Regions from separate parts of the Homo sapiens genome. Here region 2 is linked to region 1. A link is a loop called in an ENCODE intact Hi-C map of the cell type or tissue named here. Cell type or tissue: Panc1. All regions are shown on one strand. Links, peaks and the distances in the headings refer to the core of each region. The heading gives the core; the rest is flanking DNA.

Evidence for each region. Hi-C counts contacts between places; a loop is a spot of excess contacts. Peaks named below come from ENCODE experiments on the same cell type or tissue, not always from the same donor. Only the 100,000 strongest peaks of a DNase experiment are listed, where the experiment ranks them.
Region 2: it touches region 1 in a loop (5-fold over the local background); 47 of 110 quality-filtered maps call a loop at or near these places.

Annotation. Positions count from the first base shown.
Region 1 is chr15:72,598,513-72,601,429 of GRCh38, reverse strand. It overlaps ARIH1 (ariadne RBR E3 ubiquitin protein ligase 1), which reads right to left. Exons shown (of 14, transcript NM_005744.5): 14 at 1-2,917. Among named protein-coding and RNA genes, the nearest start is that of MIR630, 13 kb to the right of the region's middle. In Panc1, for the core only: CTCF peaks have their summits at 1,152 and 1,372 (motif pointing left); a DNase peak (open chromatin) is centred at 1,379.
Region 2 is chr15:72,669,657-72,672,573 of GRCh38, reverse strand. No RefSeq gene overlaps it. Among named protein-coding and RNA genes, the nearest start is that of HIGD2B, 15 kb to the left of the region's middle. RefSeq lists enhancers at 1,411-1,460, 839-1,816. In Panc1, for the core only: CTCF peaks have their summits at 1,351 (motif pointing left) and 1,630; a DNase peak (open chromatin) is centred at 1,583; H3K4me3 peaks cover 557 bases; H3K27ac peaks cover 318 bases.

The sequences.
Region 1 (2,917 bases), core at 164-2,663:
AAAAGGTAACAGGGTTGGTTGCAATAGGAGAAGAGGTAGGAGTGCAGATCCACAAAGGCCATATGAGGAATTTTATTTTAAGGGCATTGGGAAGGCACTAGAGAATTTTGAGCAAGGAATGGCATGGTCAGAATGAACACTTAATAAACTCATGTTAGCTCATGAGTAGAGACTGAATTGGGAGGGGGACAAAAATTGATAATCTAGGGTAAACTAAAGGATGCTGCAAATGAGATGATGAAACACTTCACTTGGACTAGTGTGATGGCAAAGGAGATGGAGAAAAAGTAAATGGGTTCTCAAGTTTAGAGGTGGAAAAACCTCCAATACACATGATTGGATATGGGGGAATGAGGGAAAGGGAAATGGATGTTAAAGGAAGATTGCCAGGTTTCTTACTTTGAAAGCTGCTGGATGAGTGGTACAGCCAATTACTGAAATGGGAAGACTTAAGGACAAAGATGTTTGTAGAAAGCTCATGAGGCTGTTTCCCAATATGTGAAATCTCCCTGAAAGGGGTCCTGTGAGGAGCAAATGACATTCTTTATTCAATAACTAGAAGCCATTGCTATAATGTTTCAAAATCTCTCCTTTGACCTCAGATCTTGTGAGGAAGATAGAACACTTTCTGTACCAGGGCCTTTTTCAATAAGAAAGGACATTGGTTTCTCAAATTGCAATCACTAAACCTAATGTACTTTAATTATATACATAATTAGAACAATCTCTTTTTAAAAAAACATAATAGGTTGGATACTATGGTTCACACCTGTAATCCCAACACTTTGAGATGCTGAGGCAGGAGGATTGCTTGAGCCCAGGAGTTCAATACCAGCCTGAGCAACATAGTGAGACCCGTCTCTACAAAAAATTTTAAAATGAGCCTGGCATGATGGCATGTGTCTGTAGTCCTAGCTACTTGGGAGACTGAGGAGAGAGGCTCTCCTGAGCCCAGGAGCTCAAGGTTGCAGTGAGCTATGATTGCACCACTGAACTCCAGCCTGGGTGACAGAGTGAGATCCACTGTAAAACAAACAAACAAGAAGTATGTTCACAGGAAAATCCCAGAAATCACATAGAACATGTTTCTTGTGTCACAGATGGATCTTCATTTCCCTTAGCAAATCTCCTCAAATGTGACCCTGCTTATCAAGATTATTCAAATCATATAGCTGTGCTGGGCATACAAAAAAAATGGCATTTATCTATTTTTATGGTGGGGGCTGAGGACATAGAAGAGGAATCAGGCATCGGTAACTTTTCAACACCCCCAATATATGTATAAACAAGGAGCTACAGTTGAGTTTTTACATTTTTAATGTTTTATCATTTGTACTGACAAGGTCCATAGCCAGCTTTGTTCTGATGCCACCTGCTGGACAAGTCTGTAACATCTTATTTCTCTTTGGAAGTGTCCAGTCCTCCCAAAACCTATACCACAAACGCTTGAGAGTCCAGCCAACACTGGGAAATATCACTTCAAAATAATATGAAGCTTCACTGGACTTCATGGAGGATTTTCAGTATGCCTATTCTTGATGCTACAGATATACTCAATAGCAATCAATGGTGAATGTGGACAAAGGCATAATACTGCATTGTTTGTGAGAAAAAATACTGGAAACATGGAAATGTCCATCACCAGTAACTGTTTAAATAAACTAAGATACATCCATATTAAGACATATTATGCAGCCTGTAAAAGTCCTCAGGTTGTTAAAATAGTTACATAAAACAAATAAAGTGTAGAAAATATAGTATGCTTCCATTCATGTTTAAAAAAATAATAAGGGGGAGGCCAGGTGCAGTAGCTCACGCCAGAACTATGAGAAGTCGAGGTAGGAGGCCAGGAGTTTGAGACCAGCCTAGGCAGCACAGTGAGACCCCTGTCTCTACAAAAAATAAAAAATAAAAGGAAGAGATATTGACACATTTTAGAAATACAGTTTGGAAAAGAAAACACAACCAACTGGTAAGATATTTGTCTCTGTGGAGGGAGTAGAGGCACTAGGGGAGTTAAGATGGGAAGGTGTTGCTTTTCTTTATGATTCTACAAAATTTAACTTTGTATTATCCATGTACTTTTACTTTTGAAAACAGTTAATGAGGCCAGGAGCGATGGCTCACACCTGTAATCCCAGCACTTTGGGAGGCTGAGGCGGGTGGATCAACTGAGGTCAGGAGTTGGAGACCAACCTGGCCAACATGGTGAAACCCTGTCTCTACTAAAAATACAAAAATTAGCTGGGTGTGGTGGCGGGCGCCTGTAATCCCAGCTACTCAGGAGGCTGAGTCACGAGAATCACGAGGCAGAGGTTGCAATGAGCCTAGATCGTGCCACTGCACTCCAGCCTGGGCAACAGAGCCAGACTCTGTCTCAAAAAAGAAAAAAATACTAGCTAATGAAATATGTAAATAAAACCATTGTTTAAACTCCCATTCCTAACCAGGCATGGTGGCTCATGCCTTTAATCCCAGCACTTTGGAAAACCAAGGTGGGAGGATCACAGGCAACATAGCGAGACCCAAACTCTACAAAAAAAAAAAAGCCAGGCATGGTGGCACATGACTGTGGTCCCAGCTACTCAAGAGGCTGAGGCAAGAGGATCACTTGAGCCCAGAAGGTCAAGCCAGCAGTGAGCTATGATCATGTCATGGCACTCAAGCCTGGGTGGCAGTGAGACGTGTTTAAAAAAAAATTTTTTTTTTTTTTTTTGAGAGGGAGTCTTGCTCTGTCACCCAGGCTGGAGTGCAGTGGCACAATCTCGGCTCACTGCAACCTCCGCCTCCCAGGTTCAAGCAAATCTCCTGACTCAGTCTCTCAAGTAGCTGGGATTACAGGCGCCCACCACCACACCTGGCTAATTTTAGTATTTTTAGTAGAGTTGGGGTTTCACTATGTTGGCCAGGCTGGTCT
Region 2 (2,917 bases), core at 93-2,592, 71 kb before region 1:
GAGCCAAGATTGCGTCACTGCACTCCAGCCTGGGCAACAGAGCAAGACTCCGTCTCAAAAAAAAAAAAAAAAATAGGCTGGGCACAGTGGCTCACGCCTGTAATCCCAGCACTTTGGGAGGCTGAGGCAGGTGGATCACCTGAGGTTGAGAGTTCAAGACCAGCCTGATCAACATGAAGAAACCCTATCTATTTAAAAAATACAAAATTAGCCAGGCGTGGTGGTGCATGCCTGTAATCCTAGCTACTCAGGAGGCTGAGGCATGAGAATCGCTTGAACCCAGGAGGCGGAGGTTGCAGTGAGCTGAGATCGCACCATTGTACTCCAGCCTGGGCAACAAGAGTCAAACTCCATCTCAAAAAAAAAAAAATTATGAAAACTTACAGCATGTTGACACTAACTGAACAAGATAGAAAAAAAACAACTAGTATTTTTTGTTCAATATCCTTCATTTTTACCACTTTCCAAAAGTTTAGAATACTGAAACTCAATGTTGCCTTATTTCTAAAGCTGCCAAACCTTTTGTCATTTCTGGACTTCAGTTCCCTCCTTTGTAAATAGAAGGAATTTAATTAAGGTCTCTTCTAGCCTTAAAAAGAGTAGTTATAAATTCATTCCTCCTCAGTGATCCTGGTTGATAGAATTCTTCCTTTATCAAAAGCCTCTGCTAAAGAGCACCCTCAAAGTTAAAGTCATTGTAAAAAACTCTCCCCGGTTTTGCAGAGACTTTTTTTGTTTTGCTGCATGACTTTCAGACAAGCACTAGACTTGTGTCATTTCCATATGAACAGACACATGTTTTCCGGAGGGCAGGCTGTAGTTAGGGCTGTGTCTCTGCTACTGTGTCTCTGCATAACCCAACGGGCTTGCATGAGAATAGGACTTTTCATCTCATTTCCATTGGTTTCATACATTAAGCAAGTCAATTCACATGTGCTACAGGTCACAGTGGGAACTCTCCATGTAAGGCTATAAGTGGTTCAGCTCAACCCATTTCTTATTTCTGAAAACAACTTGAAGCATGCAGCCTATGGCTGGAAGGCAATTGAGTTATATTTATAGAAGGGCAGCTTGATCTCTTTGCATGATATCCTGTCTTTAGAAAGTAAAAAATAAGTTGCTATGTGTCATCATCGCGTATAGGCAACTAGATGCAGAAATTTAAAAAGAACAGATCTCTTTACTGAGACCCAAATACATCCCTGACATCGCCCCTCCAAAGTGCACCACCTCCAGTGAGTCTCCCTGTCATGCCCAGCCAGTGGACAGCCAACCCCCACCATTCCTCCAGCACTCCCGTGGCCAATCATGGGGGTGCTGTGCTGGCAGCCTGTGACCTGACATCTCTACCAGTCTTCCAGTCCCTCGTATGTCAGGGAATGTGTCCTCTGCTGGCTGTGTTCTTTTTGGAACTCAGGGGAGGGAAAAGGCCAAGCCATTTCTAGGGTGCTGTTGGGAGCAGTGAAAAAGCCACACCCTTTTCAAGGGACACTTTTCCTGGAAAGCCCCTGGAGCTTAGCTGGCTGTTATCCTGTGAAGCCGGCTCTGGCCACTAGGGGCAGGGCCATGAACTCAGCCTCGAGGAGCCTGCAGGGCAGCTGGCACTCTGGAGGGACAGACAGAACAGGTCACCAGGTGCACTGGAGGGACAGACAGAACAGGCCACCCAGTGCAGACAGGAGAAGGAGGGAGGGGGACGGAATGGAAGACTCCTGGGGTGAATGGAAGTCAGTGCCCTTGGGTGCTAGTATCTGTCTTCCCGGCCACCGCTAGATCAGGCTTCTGAGCCTGTTGGCTGTCAGGGCTGGACTGTGCCCCATAGGCGCCATGGCAGTCCCAATGAAATCCACCAGGTGTCACTAGGCAGCATAAAGGTAACAGGCCTGGAAGGTCACCAACAGCCCAGCTGGACATGCTCAGACAACTCTGGGGCTCCTCATTCAGTGGCACAAACTCCAGGACCCAGTGAGGGAAAAAGGAACACACCAGGCTGAGCAGTATGGCTAAATCCATTTATTCCAAAATGAAAGGCAAAATAAACAGGAGTCGCATCACCAGGGAGCCACAACCCCATCCCCGCCTCCTTCCTCTGCCCCATGCTATCAATAAATAAGTTTCCCAGCCACAAATAATGATTAGAACCTCCTCCTCATATGCCAGCTCCAACCTCTGCTAGGTACGATACAGGGGGTGGCCCTACCCCCTGGAATATACAAAATGTTACACAGATACTATATGTACACTGGGGCCTTCCCAGCAGCCCGTGCCCTCACCTGCTCTACAGTTAGCCCCATTGTCCCTGCCTCAGCTGCCTCTCTGAATAAGAAGATGGGAGCCCCCTGAGGGAAAAGTTGCTTTGGTGAGGGTAGGGAGGCCATCAGGCCGCCTCCAAACAAACCGACTCCACCAGCCTCTGGCTCTTAAATAACAATCATCATCATCCAGAAATTTAAGGACTCAGCCCTGGTCAAGGTGGCAAAGGGTCTGTTTGTCTCCCCCCATTAGACAGGGGTCTTGTCTTGCTACCCTAATGATAAAGGGGTAGGAAGGGATGGTAGGGACACGATGGCGGCAGAGACTCCAGCCCCACTTCTCCAGGCTTATGCTGACAGAGGCCTGCTTTTATTTATTTTTATTTATATCCCATGACTTATTTTTTAATCCCGTAACTTCTTTTTCATAATACTTTTTTTAAACTTTTCATAAAACTTTAAATACTTTTTTCACAACTTTTTTTGCCACGACTTTTCCACATTTTTTATCCCATAACTTTTTCATCCTACAACATTTTCTAAATCCCATAACTTCTTTTTAGTTTGTATTCTTTTAATAAACACACTTGCATAGTTAATTACAATTTTGTAAAAATAAAAACTGATTATCTCATGCCAAGCGTGCCCAGCATTTGCACAGTCTC